2 separate regions of the Homo sapiens genome follow, and region 2 is linked to region 1. The links are chromatin loops, found by intact Hi-C in ENCODE. Cell type or tissue: heart right ventricle. All regions are shown on one strand. Each heading gives the region's core, and the rest is flanking DNA. Links, peaks and the distances in the headings are about the cores only. Region 1 holds the start of LOC105375567 (a long non-coding RNA gene). Region 2 overlaps TMEM176B (transmembrane protein 176B).

Evidence for each region. Peaks named below come from ENCODE experiments on the same cell type or tissue, not always from the same donor. Only the 100,000 strongest peaks of a DNase experiment are listed, where the experiment ranks them.
Region 2: it touches region 1 in a loop (3-fold over the local background); 20 of 110 quality-filtered maps call a loop at or near these places.

What each region holds. Positions count from the first base shown.
Region 1 is chr7:150,872,226-150,881,649 of GRCh38, forward strand. It overlaps LOC105375567 (a long non-coding RNA gene), which reads right to left and starts at 4,905. Exons shown (of 5, transcript XR_928171.3): 1 at 4,784-4,905. In heart right ventricle, for the core only: CTCF peaks have their summits at 5,051 (motif pointing left) and 5,062 (motif pointing left); DNase peaks (open chromatin) are centred at 4,738 and 4,948.
Region 2 is chr7:150,788,455-150,797,878 of GRCh38, forward strand. It overlaps TMEM176B (transmembrane protein 176B), which reads right to left. Exons shown (of 7, transcript NM_001101312.2): 2 at 7,912-8,120; 3 at 5,507-5,617; 4 at 5,090-5,146; 5 at 4,634-4,861; 6 at 3,602-3,721; 7 at 2,847-3,169. The coding sequence starts at 8,115. The coding sequence ends at 3,077. Among named protein-coding and RNA genes, the nearest start is that of TMEM176B, 7.2 kb to the right of the region's middle. In heart right ventricle, for the core only: no CTCF peak of the experiment used is centred there; no DNase peak of the experiment used is centred there; H3K27ac peaks cover 1,207 bases.

The DNA.
Region 1 (9,424 bases), core at 279-8,278:
GCAAAAGACCATGTAGTATATGATTCTACTTATTTGAAGTGTTCATAATATACAAATCCATAGAGGCAGAAAGTAGATTAGTGGTTGCCATGGTCTGGGAGGATTGGGGAGAATTGGATATAGAGTTTCTTTTAGAGGTAATGAAAACATTCTAAAATTGGTTGTGACAATAGATTTAATAAATCTATAAATTGTATAGTATGTGAATTGTATATCAATAAAGCTGTGATATTTTAAAAAGGATATGTTTCAGTATTTGCTGTTAAGTGATAAAGGCAAGTCACAGAATAATAAACATTGTAGAATTCTATTTATATAAACAAAAAACACACTTCCATATGTGTTTTAATGTTTTATGAACATTTACTCATATATTGTTTTTGTAATCTTTAAAAAATTTAATTACAAAAATGTAGCCATCCTAATATATAACAAAATAGAATTCATAGCCAGGAAATATCAAAAGAGATAGAGATATGTTATATCTATAGATGAAAAGAAACTCAAGAAGCATATCAGCTAATTCTAAGGTATGAATCTCATTAGGATCCTAATTTAAGTAAAGAGAATAGAAATATTTATAAGACAATTGGAAAATTAGAACACTGGATATTTGATGGTATTAAGAAATTATTGTTAATTCTTTAGGTTTGATAGGGTATTATGATTATGCTTAAAAAGAATTCCTTATCTTTTATAGATAGATGCTAGTGTATTTACTTTTTAAATGATATTATGTTTGCCATTACCTCAAAATAATCCAGTAGAAGGGGTGTGGAAGAGTTTGTGTAGTATGGATAAAATAAGAGTAGCCATGAGTAGTTGAAGCTGGATGATGGATTTGAGAGGGTTCATTATATCCTTCTCTCTACTTCTGTATCAGCTTGAAAGAGGTATAGTATATCTTGATGAAAGAAACAATAGACAAAGAAGATACAACATGCATAACATATATGCATCTAACAACATAATCTCAAGCAAGAAGAAGAAAACCAACAACATTGCTGATTTTAGTACATAAATCTCAGAACTGATAGATCAAGTAGACAAAAAAAGCAAAGACATAGATTATCTAAATAAGACATTTAATAAACTCATATTTGTATATAACCCTCCACAAACCAAAGAATGCATGTGTATATTGTGTACATATAACATTCACATAAACTGACCAAATAATGATTTTAAAAGAAGTCTCAAATTCTAAAGAATTGAAAGCATACAGACCATGTTCTGAGACCATAATGTAATGAAATATATGAATAAATAAATAAAAAAACCGTGCTCTTTGATAGTATGGCTTAACATTGTAAAGATATCCATCCTCCTCAAATGTTTTTTATAATTCCAATCCCAATCAAAATCCCAACCAGAATTTTTTAGGGGTTAATGAATTTATTCTAAAACATATGAAAAATGGGTTCACAAATGGTGAAATCATTTTTCAGAAAGAAGGACAAAGAAGTGAGACTGGTCCCATCAAATATTAAGTTACACTATAAAGCCATGGAAATTTTTTTAATCATGGTATTGGCTCAAGAGTAGACCAACAGACCAACAGAACCAAAAAGAGCTCAGAGACTCATGAATATAAGGGAATTACGAAGAAACAGGAAAAAACTGACTGTTTAGTAGGTTATAGTGGGGAAAAGCTCCCATAATATGGAGAAAAATAAAACTGCATCCTTACCTGATATAATATACAATGAACTTCAGCAAGAGTAAGAATCTATACATAAACAGTGAAACTAAAAATGTAGGAAAATATTTGTGACCTAAAGGTGGAAATTTTCTTAAACAAGACCTAAAAATCATAAACCACAAGGTAAAAAAATATGTAGATTTGATTTCATTAATATTACAGGTTTCTATTCAACAAAGGAATCCATAGTCAAAGTTGAGAGGGAGAAGATACTTTCAACATCTCAAACTGACAAAGAATTCATAATTAGAATATATAGGAAACTTCTGCAAATCTGTAAGTAAAAGTCAGAAACCCATTCTATAAATGGCAAAGTATAGAAGCAAGTAATTCATAGAAAAAACAAATTAATAACAAATATATCAAGAGATTATCAAAATTAGAAAATTATCTAGTGCCAAATATAAGCAGGGCTTTCAGAAACACAAACATGGGTCTAAGGTGGGTTTTGTGCCTTTGGAAATGTGGACTGATGAAGCCTCTCTGTAACATAGCCTGCATGTACTTGGTGAAATTGAACATACATACATCCTATGACTCAGAAAGCCCACTACAAATTATACCTAATTGAAAGAAATTCTCCCCCAGGACTATGAAGGGATGAGAACAAGGATGTTCGTCATAGCATTTGTCATGGCAGTGGGAGTTGGAGGCAAATTCAGTATCCATCCTTGGAGGAATGGATGAGTCAAATGGACTGAATGTACACCATGAAGTACCAAGAAACATGCTGTACTTGTTGGGTTCTCAAGGAAGCAGACACTGAGATGCTGAAATGGAGTTAGATTTATTGTGGAGCTAACACCTGGGAAAGAAAAGGAAAAGAGGCCAGAACTAAGATGGCCTGAGGAAGGAATCCTGTAGGGGGTAGAGATGGTCCAGACTTTGAACTGCCACTCGGCTCAGTCATTGACTGGGGACCACCCAGAGAAGAGCAGAGCCTCACTCAAAAGCTAAGATAGACCCTGAAGAATCTAACAGCTTGAGCCATCAGCTGACCCCACACACACATGCACACACACAAGCACGCACGCACACACGTGCACACACACACACGCACACACACACATGCACACACACTCTCACACACACACGCACACGCACACACACACAAACAGCCATTGGGGAAATCCAAATTAAAGCCACATTGAGATGTCTCTACACACAAATTAGGAAAGTTAAATTTAAAAATGGTGATAATACCAAATGCTGGAGAGGTTGCAGAGAAACTGAATCTCTTACACATTGCTGATGTAAATGAAAACATACTTTGTTAGCTTATAAAACTAAACACTCACTTACCGTATTACCCTGCAATGACATTTCTGGGCACTTATCCCAGAGGGATGAAAACTTACATTCAAACAAAAGCCTGTACGCTAATGTTCATAGTAGCTTTACTTATAACAGCATAGGAAACAGCCCAGATGTCTCTCAGTGGATAAATGGTTTAACGAACTCTGTCACAATAAAATACTATTCAGTCATGAAAAGGAATGAACGATTGATATATGCAACAACCAGCACAGACATCGCTAAGCATATGCTTAGTGGCGGAGAAAGCCAAACTCCAAATGTCACATGCAGTATGATTTCACTCGGATAGCATTCCCAAAATAAGAAAACAACAGAGATGGAGAAAAGGTTAGGGATTTCCAGGGGATGGGGATGGATTGGGGTGGTGGCATGGATGTTAATAAAAAGAGGTAGCAAGAGGGAGTTCTTTTGTGGTGTTGGAGCAGTTCTGCATCTTGACTGAGGCGCTGCTTACACAAATCCACACCTGACAAAAACACCTGACATAAACTTGCATAGAACTGTATGCACACACAAAACCACACACACAGAGAGAGACAGAGAGAGAGACAGAGAGAGAGAGAGATGAATGCAGGTTTAAAAGCAGTGAACACCGAATAACTTCTGTAGCCTAGTTAATAGTAGTGTGTACCTATGTGGATTTTCTGGTTTTGACATTGTACTCCAGTTATCTGTGTCTTAGTCCATTGAGGGTGTTATAACCAAACACGTAGCTAGGTGGCCTATAAACAACATAAGTTAATTTCTCACAGTTCTGGAGGCTGGAAGTCCAAGATCAAGGCCCTGGCAGCTTCAGTGTCTGGGGAGGGCCTGCTTCCTGGTGCATGGACTGGCCATCTTCCCACTGCGTCCTCACATGGTGGAAGGGACAAGAGAGTTTTCTGCGGTCTTTTTTTTTTTTTATAAGGGCATTAATCTCATTTGTGAGGGCACTGCCCTTGTGACCTAATCACCTTCCAAAGGCCCCATCTCCTAATGCTACCACTATGGAGATTAAGATTTCAACACATGAATTTGAGGGAGACATACTCAGTCCATTGCAAGATGTCACCATTAGAGAAATCCAGTTGAAGGTTCACAGAACTCCGTACTCTTTTTGCTACCTCTTGTGAGTTTATAATTACGCCAAAACTAAAAAGCTTTCTTAAAAATATATATACAAATTCTCAAGTAAAATATAGTAAACTTGTTACTTTTTCAGGTATTTGATGCCTTTATCTGTAAATTCTTTCAAAGGAAATATGGCATGAACAAATATTGAGACAGGGATGTTTCACCAACTCTCAACTCCCCTTATTCAAGGGTTGGATCATAATAACTACATCTAAGTAATCCAGAAATTATCATTTTACTGAAAACCACGAAGACTATGTAGATGGAGAGAGATGAAAGAAGTACTATTTTTAAATCTGCAGCTTTATATCAATATACATAAATACATACCAGATAACCATATTTTATAAGAATACATATATATTCAAGGGTATATGTCAAATTTTAAAAAGAAAGGGGATTTGGCGTGGTCCTATCATTATGAAAGGGGATTCGGCGTGTTCCTGTCCTTATTTTACTCATCATGTCATCCCCTATCGTCTACCAGGCGTCCAGGCGCTGAGGACCAACCTTCTCTTCCTCCTCTGGCTAAGAAAACAATCAGCTTTCCCAGAGCCACCGCTGTCTGGACGCTAGATGGCGCCGCTGAGCTCCCCCCACCCCCCGCCTTTCCCCCACCCCCCCGCCTCCTCCCCACCACCCCGCCCACACCTGCGGTTCCTGCAGAGGGGTTGCTCAGGTGACCGGGCCGTTTGGACCACTTGGTTCAAATTCAGGATCCAGGTAGATGCAGCTGGGGAAAGCAGGGAGGAATGGGAGGCTACAGACAGAATGACCACATGCGTGCCTTCCTGCAGGGCTTGTCTTCTCCAAAGCCCCTGGTCAGTCACATGTTTTACTTGGCTCCCTTCCTTCTTCCTCGCCTTCTCCAGACCCTCTAAGCATGTGCCTTTGTCTCTTCCCAAACCTCCTGAGTCGCCTGAGGCCCTCTGGTGGTTCAATTCTTTATTGGAAGAACAAGCAACATGTTTACCCCAAGGGTTTCCACGGAGAAATACAAACACGTCTATTATTGGCAAGAAAAGCAGCACTGATTTGTTGAAGAACTAGGGAATTGTTCTAATTCTGCAGATTAGTCTCTTCTTGTCTTTGGTTGAAGTAACACAACCATCTCCATAGAGGTTCCTAAGCATAGAGGAAGATTGTATTGTAACAATACAAGGCTGCCGTAACTATGTAATTGGCCATAATTGAAGACAAGAATGGTGGGAAGTATGGGTTTGCAATTACCTAATATTCCTGTCCTAACCCATTTCAGGAGATCTTGCTGCGAGGTGCATGTTACCCATATAACAGACCCTGGGAGTATACCCAGGAGCAGTGGTGCGGATCACAGAAGGGGCTTTAAGACGCCCCTGGTGTTCTATGGCCATTAGCTACCAGTAGGAGCAGCTGCACCCCTGGCTGACCACAGATGTGGCTGTCAAACACAGTGAGTTAACAAAGGACAGTGAAACAGGGGGACGTGCAAGTCAGAGGAGATGCCTGCTTCCTCCTAGATCCCCACCATTTTCCTGGCTTTCTACTCTATTCCCAAAAAGAAGACACACTGGGGTAGAGGGCTGAGGGGAATAATTCAGTCCACAGATGCAGTTTTCTCTCTTTTTGCTACCATGGTTCTGAATGAAGAGCTAATATTATACTATTCCCACCTGTGATGAGCCCCAGTCCTTTTGATTCTTTTTCTTCTTCATCATCCATCCAAACGTCCCCAAGTGGTAAACAGGCCAGCAAACCTGTTATCCTCTCTTCTGTCCCTTCCACACATGTTTTAGCTTTAGTGGAAGCTCACAGAATAACCCTCAATTATCTGTTGTGGTCTGTGGCATTACCTTCTTAAAGGAAAGCTGATGGGTTCTTTCAACAGGTTTGGGGTCCACTCCCAGCTAACAATTAGTGTGACCTTAGCCGAGCACAGTGTCTCACGCCTGTTATCCCAGCACTTTGGGAGGCCGAGGCGGGTGGATCACGAGGTCGGAGATCAAGACCATCCTGGCTAACATGGTGAAACCCCATCTCCACGAAAAATAGAAAAGAAAATTAGCTGGGCGTGGTGGCGGGCGCCTGTAGTCCCAGCAACTCATGAGGCTGAGGCAGGAGAATGGTGTGAATCAGGGAGGCTGAGCTTGCAGTGAGCCGACATCGCGCCACTGCAGTCCAGCCTGGGTGACAGAGCAAGACTCCATCTCAAAAAAAATTGTGTGACCTTGTTTTCCTTTACCATTGTTTCTAGTTGCCCAGGAATCTAGTGGGAAGATGTGGCTATGGTCTGGGGCAGGATATTTTGGGAAGCCTGGTGTCCAGGGATATTAGGCAAACAAACTTTTGCATTGCACTTAATATTTCAGAAACCCAGCTGAATAGCTCTTATTTTTATGGCACTAAGAAAGTAAATCTTAAATCTTTGCTCTTAACACCATTAAGACAAAATTATTATGAAAATTGGACAAAGTGCCTTATAGCAGCTGATATATTTAAAACATCAATGATTGTACCCTTAGCATTGTTTTATTTTTATTTTTTAAAATTATCTAAACATTGTTTCAAAGCTTGTGAAACTACTAAAAGACAAAGGATTGTAAATGTCAATGAAAGGAAAAGTAAAACAGCAAGTATTTTAGCATACGGGGGCAATCAAGTCATAAAGAAAAAGGGTTAGTAGCTCACTAGACAATAAATTATTATAAAGAAGAGCCAAGAAAAGTATTGCTTTGAAACTTTTTACTTTTAACCTTCAGCCTTACTGAAGAATTTGTTCACTATACTTTAAAAATTTATTATTCTGATCATATTTTCCTTGATTTAAGAGTAGTGTCTTCAACATTAGCTGATATACCTACTAATAGCATCCCACGTCCTACCATCATTTCTTACATCTGACATCTTCTGCTGTTGATCCATAGGTTAACAAAACAAAACAGAAACTACACACAGAAAGAAAAAGAAAGGGAAGAAAGAAAAAAGAAGGAAGAGAAAAAAGCAGAGACCACTTCCAGAATGATTGTATGAGGAGCTCTGCAGACCTGCTCCCCAGCAAAACACTTATATCTAGTTAAATGATTTTTAAGCATTTAAAGTCTCTGGAAATTGTTCCCAATAAGAACAATGAGAATCTATGACACTTGAGCCATGACTCACTTCCTCTCTCCTCCATCCCCCCAACTCACTTAACAGAAGCTCCACTCTTCATGGACTTAGCCAGGAAAACACAGCTCCCTCTCCATCCAGCTCCCAGTCAAGCAATACAATGGCTCCCCAGAAGAGGCAGGCCACCAGAATTCCTCAGCCCCCATTTTGCACAGGCTAAATTGTAGATGAGTGCAGCTGAGAGAATGGAAGCTTCTCTCCTCCACCCAGTCCCCACTCATAGGTGGAGACTACCCCAGGTGATGCAGGCTGAAATTACTGAAGCCCCAATTGCGTTTGGATCAGAGGTTCCATGCTACAACAGCAACCTGAGAAGACAAGAGGCTACTGCCACCACGCAGAGCCCTGCTCTGTAAAGCAGGAGGGCTCTGAGAGAAGCCAGCCACAGCCCCTACCCCCAGGTCTTGAGCAGTGACTCAAAGATTTTGCCCAAAGGAAGAGGTAGATCATAAGAACAGAGAGCACTGAAGCTCTCCCCCGACCCCCCAAGAAACTAACTTGATTTAAAACAGGATGTAGAGAAGTTCAAGCATAAGGGAACTCGCAAAAACAATGGAGATTTTGGTGGTAAACAATAAAGATAATGGGATAAACTATATGCCAGCCAGTTTACCAGAGAAAACAAAACAAATAGCTAAGAAGAGTCCTTCCACTGTCTGAACAAACCCCAAAGACTGGACTCAAAACAATCCTACAAAGGGACCCAAATTTATCTGGATCATACTGTGAAGCATTGCATACTCCAGGCATTGTAGAAAAACAATAGAAAATCAGCCAGTAATTAGTGTACCCTGACAGCTGGGTGTGATGCCAACAGAGACTGATGGCTTAGCAAAGAGATCAGGAAATGAGAAAATTAAAGAGAGGCCGGTTAAAACTTCTGTCACCCCAGATGACTGACTGTACATGTACCTAAGGCTGTGCCCTCTGAGGAGTGAAATCAGAGGCTTCACATTATGGGGAAATACACTTCACAAAATAGTCAAGCAAAGTCACTAAACAAATAAGCCAAAAACAACAAGAAGCCTTGGCCAGGAGTAAGGAGTACGTGGAGGGGAGGGCAGCATCAGTATCCAGAGTTGCTCCAATATATTATCTAAAATATGTTATCTAAAATGATCAGCTTTTAACAACAAAGCATTATGAGACATGCAAAGAAACAGAAAAGTATAACCCACAGAATAAAAAAACCCGGCAACAAAAACTCTGTGAGAGGGCCCAGATGGGGGAATTAACAGAGACATCAAAGCAGCTGTTATAAATATGGTCAAAGTACTAAAGGAAACTATGCTTAAAGAAGTGAATAAGGTTATGACAATGTCCACTCAAATAGAGAATATTAATATAAAAACAGAAAGTATTTTTTAAAAGAACCAAATGGAAATTCTGGAGTTGAGAAATATAATAACTAAAATGAAGAATTTGCTAGAGGAGCTGAGTAGTGGATTTGAACTGGAAGAAGAAAAAATCAGCAAACTTGAATACAGATCAATAAAGATTATGCAATTTGAAAAGCAGAGAGAAAAAAAGCAGAAAGAAAAATGAACAGAGCCTCAGAGAAATGTGTGACATTATTAAGTGTACCAAATATGCAAAATGGGAGTAACTGAAGGAGGAAGAGAGAGAAGAAAACAGAAAAAAAAATCTAAGAAATAATGCCTGAAAACTTCCCAAATATGATGGAAAACATTAATCCACATGTTCAAGAAGCTCAACAAGCTTCAATTAGGAGAAACAAAAACAGATTTAACCCAGACACATCATCTTAAAAATGTTGAAAGCCAAAGACATAAAGAAAATATTGAAATCACCGAGAGAAAAATACTAGTCACATACAAGGGAACCCCAATGAGATTAACAATTGACTTTTCATCAGAAATAATGGAGGCCAGAGGCACTGAGATAACATATTTAAAGTGCTGAAAGAAAAAAAACTGTCAAGCAAGAATCTTATATCCAGCAATATTGTTTTTTTAAAAATGAAAGTAAAATAAAACCATTCTTAGATAAACAAAAACTAAGAGAATTCCTTGCTGGCATGCCACCTCACAAAAAATAGCAAAATAAATTCTTTAGGCTGAAAGCAAATGGCCTAGACAGTAACTTAAACCCACAAACAAAATTTAAAGAGCACCAATGTAGATA
Region 2 (9,424 bases), core at 241-8,240, 84 kb before region 1:
CAGGAGAAATTTCTTTTCTCTCAGTTCTGGAAGGCCAAAGTCCAAGATTTGGCACCAGCGGAGTTCCTCTGAGGCTCTCCTTGGCTAGTAGATGCCGTCTTCTCCCTGTGTCCTCAGGTGGCCTTCCCTCTGGGCCTGTCGGCATTCTGATTGCCTCTAATATGACATCAGACATATTGGATGAGGGCCCACCACAATGATCTCATTTTAACTTAATTACCTCTTTCAAGACACTGTCTCCAAATACAGTCACATCCTGAGCTACTAGGGGTGAGGGCTTCAACATATAAATTTGGAGGGGACAAAAATTCAGCCTCTCACGCCCACCACCTCCCACCCTACCCCAGAAGCAAAAAAGGTTTCCTTCCTGCCTCAAGGACTCTGGTACTCTCCAGGCTTGAGGACCAGCCCTCTGTCCATGCTGCAGTATAGATTGAGATCTTTGCAGATGGAGTTCTGAATATCAACATCTGTGACAACTAAAAGACAACCCCCCTGCCCAACTTTGGCCAAAGTTCCTTGGAGTCAGGGTGGTGAGTGGGCAAGTAACTCAGTCCTATCAAATGTGCCCATGGACACTGAGGTCTGAGCAGCCCTGCGCACTCTGCGTTCTCATGGCTGTTCACGACATGAGCAACGGCAAGCTCAGGGTGCTCTGCCCCTGAGTGTCTGCTACTTTGCATTCTCCTTTCTCATGTTCCTTGTCTTCCTACAGTTCTTCAGCAAGCACACCACCTTCCTGCCTGCTGCATCGCTAACTTGGCAGTCAAGTAACATTTGTTCTTTGTAGTAAAGGGTTTATGCCTCACCTCTTAAGCAGACTGTAAACTTCTTGGTGTCAGAAGCTCTGTCTTAAGTCTGTGTGTATCATAACCCTGCACACAGCAGGACATGGTAGTCGGGAACGGTGAAGGGTCTGAGATCTAACTGTACATGCAGGTCAACAAGTCAGTCTGCCACAGTTTCATGGATGCTGGTAGAAGCCACAAAACCCCGAGTTATGACAAAAAACAATTTATTACACACGGCAATAGCAGTGGCCACGGTAGCAGCATTTTTGCGTGGGTTCTAGGACCCCAGTTCCCACAGACAATGCAAAGAGGCATTGCAGGTGACACCAGCACAGCCGGTGGGCTGGGTTCTAGAAAAGGAACCCTGAGCTTAAGGAATCTGATTCTTTTATAACAGGTGATCATGCCTGTCCTTTGGTCCAGAAGAAGACACTATTTTCCAAGGCTGCCCATTAGGAGGTGAGAACATCTTTGAAAAGGCAGTCAGTGCCACTGCTCACAAGATGTGTGGAAACATGAGACACGGGGAAAGGCAGCCATCCGCATTTTTTGATGGGTTAAGCATTCCCTGAAGCCTGGCTAAGTGAGGCCCCATAGGTTCTTGCCCTGCTAATGGGTCTCTTTCCACACTATCCATTTCAACCCAGCTTGGCTTCTGGGCTTAGCTACTTTACATTTGCCTGTTTAGCAAAGAATTGGGGGCTTCCATTACTCCATCACTGGCAGTAAAATAAATGTTGAGGTTCAGGAGATTCTAAATTCCTCTGAGATTCTAATGTCTTCTTTACTGGGGACTGAGGGAGGGATGGGGACTGCAATGGTTCTGAGTCCAAGTTTTTCTGCCTGATGATTTGTGGGCTCTGGACCCTGGGAAATGAGGAAACCAGCTGGCTACACACCCGCTGCTCATCCAAGGCTGGCTCCCCTTGGAAGGGATTCTTGAGCACTCCACACCCCTCAACAGCGAAACAGAACGTAACATTCTACACTGCAAGCTCCTACATCGGGGCCAGCAAGCTTTGTGTGTAAAAAGCCTAATAGTAAATATTTTATGCTTTGTGGGCCATTCAGTCTCTGTTAAGACTCCTCAACTCTGCCCTTGTGGCACAAAAACAGGTACAATGTGTAAAGAAATGGGTGTGGTTGTGTTTAGATACATTTTTATTTACAAAATTCAATGGCAGGCTGGATTTACCCCTCAGGCTGTAATCGGCTGACCCTGTCCATATTCTGAACACACTCCTGTCTCGCAGGCTTCTTTACAAGCCTCTATGTAAAGCACAGGCTGGTGAGGGCCCCAGGAAGAGCAGCACCGCCCTCGGCACAGGCCCCTACTCCAAGTCCTGTGCAGGAGCAGGTCTTGCCCAGCGCAGCAGCTCTGCACCTCTGTGGCACCGCTCTGCCAAGAGGGAAGGTGCAGGCCCTGCAGCCCATCGCCTTGGATCTGAAGACCAGCCCTGTGGGGCTGCTAAGTCATGAAACTGGCCTCATGGAGATTTCATAAAGCCCCTACCAGCTTTCCTGCCCTTCAGAAATGCTTACATCTATATATTTATGTTATATCTTCATATATAAAGAAAATGGAAAAAGTCAAAATCAGTTTGCTATCATTTACAATGAAAGGAAGGAAGACTAAGGATGTGTTTATGTGTGTGTGGAGACAGGAAAAGAGACAGAACCAACACTAATTACTGCAAAACGAAAAAAGAGAAAGGAAGGAAGACAGGGAGGGAGGGGGCAAAAATCTCATTCCATGCTCCACACAGTTCTCTTAAGTCTACAGGCCGAGGTTGTAGGAGCCTAGACAATCTCAGCAGGTAAGAAGATTCTAGGCCCACTAGACTTACACTTTACACTGAATTGAAGAAAATCATAAAAAGGGGTTTTGCCACCTGGATGTACAGCAGAACATAATTAAATTTAATCTTCTTGGGACAGTGTTTTAATGGGATAAATCAGCTCCCATTTAACCTCATACATAGCGACACAAAGAAAGGCCTTTCATGGCGCACGAGGTGTATAAACAAAGGGAAACCATATCTTTCTGGGCAAAACTGCTTTTCTGGATTGTTTATTATGTTTAATCAGCATTGTGGAAAATGCAACAATATCTGTTCATGGACTTGAGAACCCCAGAGTGGGAACAGCAGGTGCGGATGTGGGGAGAAGAAAGGAGGAGGGTCTGGAGAGCGGCCATAGGGGAGGCAAGTGTGAGGAGCCAGGAGTGGGGGCCCTGGGCTGCCCTAGACAGGGACATGCGGGCACCCCGTGGGGTCTTTGGCAGCTCACAGGACAATGGCAGTGGAGGTCTGCTCCCTAGAGGGCGAAGGGGGCACTGAATTCTCCCCCAGTAGCCTCTTCTCTGATCCTTCCTCATTCTGGAAAAAAAAGAAAAAAGAAATCCTTAGGGGAAAAGGATGCAGGCAGAGTTAGTATCATAGAACTCAGAAAGCAGAAAGAGGAAAGGAGGAGGGAAAGGAAAAGGTGACAGGAAAAGCAGATCAGGCAAAAAAAAAACAAGGTGGCAGAGGAAGGGGAGTCAGACGAACACCTGGGACAGGGCAGAGGGGAGAGTGGGGAGATCAGAGCAGAGGAGGGCGCAGAGAGGCACAGGGCGGCGACAGTTGGCCCAGGACCATGGTGATGGCCACATTCCCCAGACAGCAAAGGGGAGAGCTGCATATGGAAAGAAGCTGAGGGGCACCAGGCCCAGCCTCAGGTTCGGGTGCCCCTGGCCCCGCACTCCTACCTGTCCCACACACTCACCACCCAGACTCACGCTGCCCAGAGGCCCCTCCCCGACAACTCACCAGGGGCTGGGAGCTCTGGCCACACAAGTTTCGAAGACCTACTCCCAAGGAAACCAAGGACACAATGACCTTCAAGACACAGACAGCCAGGAACAGGGCACGGATTGCTGTGAACAACTTCTGGAGATAAGGGAAGAACAAAGATAGTCAGGTGTCAGCTACTCCAATGCTGCCCACATCACCACCCTCTCCACCCACCCAGGCACTGACTCTATCCAGCTTGCTGCTCCCACCACAGCTGACTGTGTTTCCAGCCACAGCTTCCATCCCGTTGGCTTGTCTGCAGAGTGAACTTATCACTCCCTGTCAAGAAGTGGAGACTATTCCTTCAACCCGTAGAATCTGGAAGGGCCTAGAACTGCTTTGGCCACAGTGAAAGTGACACTATACAGTGACAGGGAAGCCCTTAGCTGGTCTGGCAGCTTCTACTTTCTGTCTCCTGAAATGCTTGCAACTAGGGTACTCCCCATTGGAATCCAGTTTCTGTGCTATGAGAAGCCCAAGCCAAGTGGAGAAGCCATTGCCGGCTCTTGCTGACAGCCCCCGCTGAGCTCCGGACCATGCAACTACATCATCTCAGACCTCCAGCCTCGGCGAGCACTTGGATAACTTCACCCCCATCTGACTGTAACTGCATGAGAAAACCCGTGAGTGAGAATGGCTCATCTGAATCCAGCCAACTCACAGCACCGTGAGAAATAATAAGTTGTCATTTTAAGCCACTACATTTTGGTGTGGTTTTTAATTCAGTAATGGAAAACTGTGATACCAACACACCAGAAAAGCCAGAAGGGTGACCCACTATCTCCTCTCTGAAATGTCTCCTCTTTGTTCCTCACCCTCCTTGATTCAGAGAATCTTCGTGTCATGAGGTCTGAAAAATGTCTGTAGCTTACATTAAAACCTCCTGAATGAAAGACCCAGCATGAAGTCCAAGCTCAAAGAGCCTACATCTCTGTCCTCCAGGGCCCCCAGCTCCCTGGGAAAAAAGAGCTGTGATGGGTCCCCGAAGACTGGACTCTTCCTGCTCACCCTCAGCATCTGCATGTAAGCTCTACACTCCTCCTTCTGCCATTGGTTCTCTTGACTTCGCCGCATCCATCTGTACCCAGTGGTAGGGAAGACAGGGTCTGAGCGATCACACACAGTGTCGATGTATAAAAAGGGTTCAGTTTGCCAGATGAAGCTATTCACGCAGAGGACAACAGCAGCCATAGCTGTAGCAAAGCCTGCCAGGGTGAGCAGGCTGGATATATAGCCCTGGAAGAGAAAGAGGGTCATGACACACGCTCCTTCAATCGGTGGAAGAGTCATGAGGTCCCCGCCTCAAATCCCTCTCCTCTTCCCCAGCCCTTGTCCAGGAAACCCTCTCCTCCCCTCCAAGAAAGACCCCAAGATATTGACAACCAAAGGGCAGAAGACAGATAATGGAGCAGAATTCAGGAGGGGGTCAGTGAACAAGGTGGAGAGAGGGTGTCCAAGACTCACAGCAAGTTTGCCCGGGTGCTTCTCATGGACAATGGCCCCAGCTCCTGCTGCGATCACCTGAAAAGAGACACCAGAAAAAGGCCTCCAGTTTACTCTTCTGAATTGGTCTATCATCACCCTCCCACCAGCAGTTCCCAGAATAGCCAATGTGAAGCAGGATCCCAGGGACAGACAAAGAACTCTGACACACAGACCAGGATTCCACCTATACCTGCCCCACCCCTCCCATCTGTCTTCAAGAGAAAAATGGAAGTGACAGGGTTTTAGCTACACCCCAGAGCAGCCTCCTCATGGCCAAAGGCCATTTGGCTCCAGAGACTTTGGTCGCTTCCCCAAAGCCCCAACCAAGATCCATAAGCGCCTTCTTGCCCATCACCACTTGCCTCCCTCCAGGCTCACAGCCTGTTCCTTACTCACCACAGACCCCGCCCAGAAGGCACAGCCTGAGGCACTCAGCACAGTCCAGGGCCCCAAGCTGAGACACACTCCAAGAACACAACTCACAACCCCCAGCAATATCTGAGTCACCTGCAAGACAGGATGAGAAACCAGACCCCTTCCCGTGAGTCCACATGCCCCGGCTGCCCTGGGACCAGCTGCCTGGCTCCTACCTAGGTGGCTCTCCTCTCCTTTTCCTCTGCCTTGACCTCTCTGCAGCTCTGATTCTGGAAGATTCTGTCCCCTTAAAATCCATGAAGCAGCACTGGCCTGGGTCTCCCCTCACCCTTCTCATAGGCTTGGCTATTTATCCTTCATCAATTTTTCCCAACTTCAACACTTTCTCATCCCACCTGAAGATTCCCACTTTTCCCCCCCCATTCTCCTTCAGAGGTCCCATTGTCCCATCCAAACCCCCAGCCTGACCTGAGCTTCTGGCCTATCCTTTCTCTTCAGATCCAAACACACACTCTTGAGGGCTCTGTGGCAGACACAAAGAAGTGCCGCTGAGACCTCCTTCAAGAAAGGGCTTGTTTGATTGCTGACAGCCTGCAGTTGTCAGCTCCTTCAGGGTCACCCTAATTTTTCAAGCTGAAGACACACACTGAGGAGGGCCCCCCAGCCAATGATTAAGCAAGACAGTGGCTCAAGGGCCATCTCCACCCAGTGTGGAACTCCTGCAGTGGGCAACCTTTGCCTGGGAGCTCCCCCACTGGCCTGGCAGAGTCTGCATTGCAGCCTGATGGTTCCTCCTGCTCAATCCTGCTCCCCCTCTTTTCATTTCATAGGTGTCATACCCCAATAAGCCGTTCACACACCCAACTCCGACTCAGAAGAGAACTCCTCTTCTTCCTGGAAAACCCAACTGTCACCACCTCCACATCCTACCAGCATCTCGGATTTGTCACATCCAAATCCCCTACTACCACACACACACACACACACACACACACACACACACACACACCTCTCGAATGGCTGCTCCTCCTGACTTTCAGGGCTCCGATCTCCTGGTCACCCACACTTCAACCCTCTCTGCATGCTGTGAATGCCTCTCTTTCCTTATGCCCCAAACCCCTTCACTCCCATGCCATGGAGGTCTGTGAAGGACAGGGACTCCTTTGTCTCCTCACCATTTCTGCTATGATTATGTGAGTGCAGATCCTCGATCCTTCTCACCTGGATGCCTCCTGACTCTGAGGCAGGTTCCTGCTCAGAATCCATTGACAGCGTTCTCACTGTCAAAGCTGATTCAGGACAGACTCCTCACCTGGTCGTTCAAGGCTCTCAGCAATATGGGCCCAAATCACCCATTCATGAAGCCCATTCCCTTTACTCTTAACCATTATAGAACTTGCCCTATGCCTTCTGGCCTCTTTGCCTTTGCTCCTGCCATTCTTTAACCTGGAATTCTTTTTTGTCCATCTTCCACCTCTGTCTATACCTATTCCTTCTCCATTCAGGGTTCTCCTGCCCTCAAGGATGTCAGATGTGCTTCTCCCTCACCTGATCTACCTTTAGTTCCAGTCATTAGTGTAGCTGCTGTTCCTTCTGATGGTCACTGAGTACTTTTAGATATAGCCCAGGGATTCTCTCTGTAGCTTGGCCTGAAGTGCTGAACACATTGCCTTGCACCTGTAGGCTTTCAGTCCATGTGGGGTCAATAAAACCGAATTAACAGCCTCTAGACTGTTCTTCCTGTTGCCCTACCTCTGGCTGGGACCGACTCCTCTGTGCCAAAGAGGAGGTCGATTCTTCCTTTCCATCCAAATTTCTGTGGGGACACTTACAACTTTTTCCTACACAGAATGAGATATAAATAGTGATTTCTCATGTCCCTCTCATGGGAATTCAACCCACTTTCCTCTTTTGCATCCTATTGAAGAAGGAGAGTTTCCACTGTGAAAGCTGAGCCTACAAATGGGGTCATTCTTGTCACACTCAACTAAAACAGAGTCGAGAGGCCAGGGGCAAAAAGCACTCGGGGCACAAAATGTTGCTCCCAAAATGTAATTCTCTACAAATCAGGCTGCTGAAGCTGCCTGCTGCAACCTGAAACCAGCTTTATCTACAGCTTCTGACCTTGCTACAACTCTAGGATTAGTTTTACTCATGCCATCGCTCACCCATCAGAGCTCACCAGCTCCCCAAAACCTATGATCTTTCATGAAGGGCAATATGTAACATTTCTCCTTTTTATAAGCCTCTAACCTTCTCTTTGTTCTAAAGACATACTGGAGACCACCTGGTCTGTGTGTATGCCCCAAATTGCAATTCTCTCCTCCCAAATAAAACGTTTTAATTTTGAAGATTTGGCTCTATATTTTAATTGACCTCATCACCTCGTTAACGTGCCCCCCAACCCCGCACCACCCCAGTCTTACCCCTAGAGCCAGCTGCTCATAACCAATCCTGGCTGTGGAAGGCACAGTGTCCCCAGGGTGAAAAAGAAACTTCTTCAGAGAACCTCCAGCTTTCAGCAGTTGTGTCAAAGCTGACTCCTGGTGGATGTGGACGTTGACGTGGGTGGGCTGGGATGGCCTAGAGGCCATAGCAACTCCATTCACAATCACCGTGTTTTGCGTCATCCTGCCTGCCAGGGAGAAGACATATAGCAGTGAGGTCTGGGAACTAGGCGAGGGAAAAATACACAGCACAGGTGAAAGGAGAGAAATAGTGTCTTTGTCAAGATCCCAGCTGGGCACAATAGCTCACGCCTGTAATCCCAGTGCTTTGGGAGGCTGAGGTGGGTGGATTACCTGAGGTCAGGAGTTCAAGACCAGCCTGGCCAATGTGGCAAAACTCCCTCTCTACTAAAAATACAAAAATCCGCACGGTGGTGTGCACCTGTAGTCCCAGCTACTCAGGAGGCTGAGGCAGGAGAATCACTTCAACCTGGGAGGCTGAGGTTGCAGTGAGCTCAGATCTTGCCACTGCACTCCAGCCTGGGCAACAGAGTGAGACTCCATCTCAAAAAAAACAAAAACAAACAAACAAACAAACAAAAAACAGTGTCTTTGTCAAAATTCAAAGGGGCTTCCCAGTGCAGATATCAATGGCACTGGAAATCAATAGTGATTTTACACATAAAAAAGTTAAGAGATACAAAAGGGTATATATACCTTTAAAACCTTATCGCTCATCTTTTTCCCTCAACCACCTATTTGCCTTGCAGATGCAAAGTAATATTATCAGTCTCTTATAAATCCTACCATGACATTTTTGCATACAAAAGTGTGAAAAAGTATTTCTGCCCCCTTTTCCCACAAATAGCAGCATACTATACACACTGATTTGCATGATGCTGTGATCACACGATCATATGTTTTTAGAATAATCCTACATGAGTCCATAAAAAGTGTCAACCTAAATAACAGAGAGAGGCTCTCCAAAAGAAAATGAGATTGATTCTGGAATAGGGCATTGCAATGAGAATATGCTTACCATAGTAAATCATGTGCACGTTCAGGGAGGTAAAGGAAGACAAAGGTTTTTAAAGGAAAAATGGGGAGACTTACATAATCTCTTTGAGGTGATCATCCTTGGCTACAAGGATCAATAACAAGGGTGACACAAGTCCAGGGTTAGACAGGCAGTTGCTGGTGGATGTCCTCACAGAAGTATTTTTTTGTGTAAGGTTGTCATTTTACAGAGTCCTTTGTGATGACTTTTGTTCCCAGGTTATTTACGCATGAGAACCCTGCCTTGTGGGCCTTCCATTTTCAGATTTTTTTTTTAACTCAAGTGACTCGATTATGATTCTGACAACTTTCACAAAAGCTTCTTCACTCATTTGTGTAACTGCATATATTTTGAGAGTATGAATTCCTCATAATTTATTTAAGTGGTTCCCTATTGGCAGACATTTAGGTTATTTCTAATCCTTTTCCATTACAG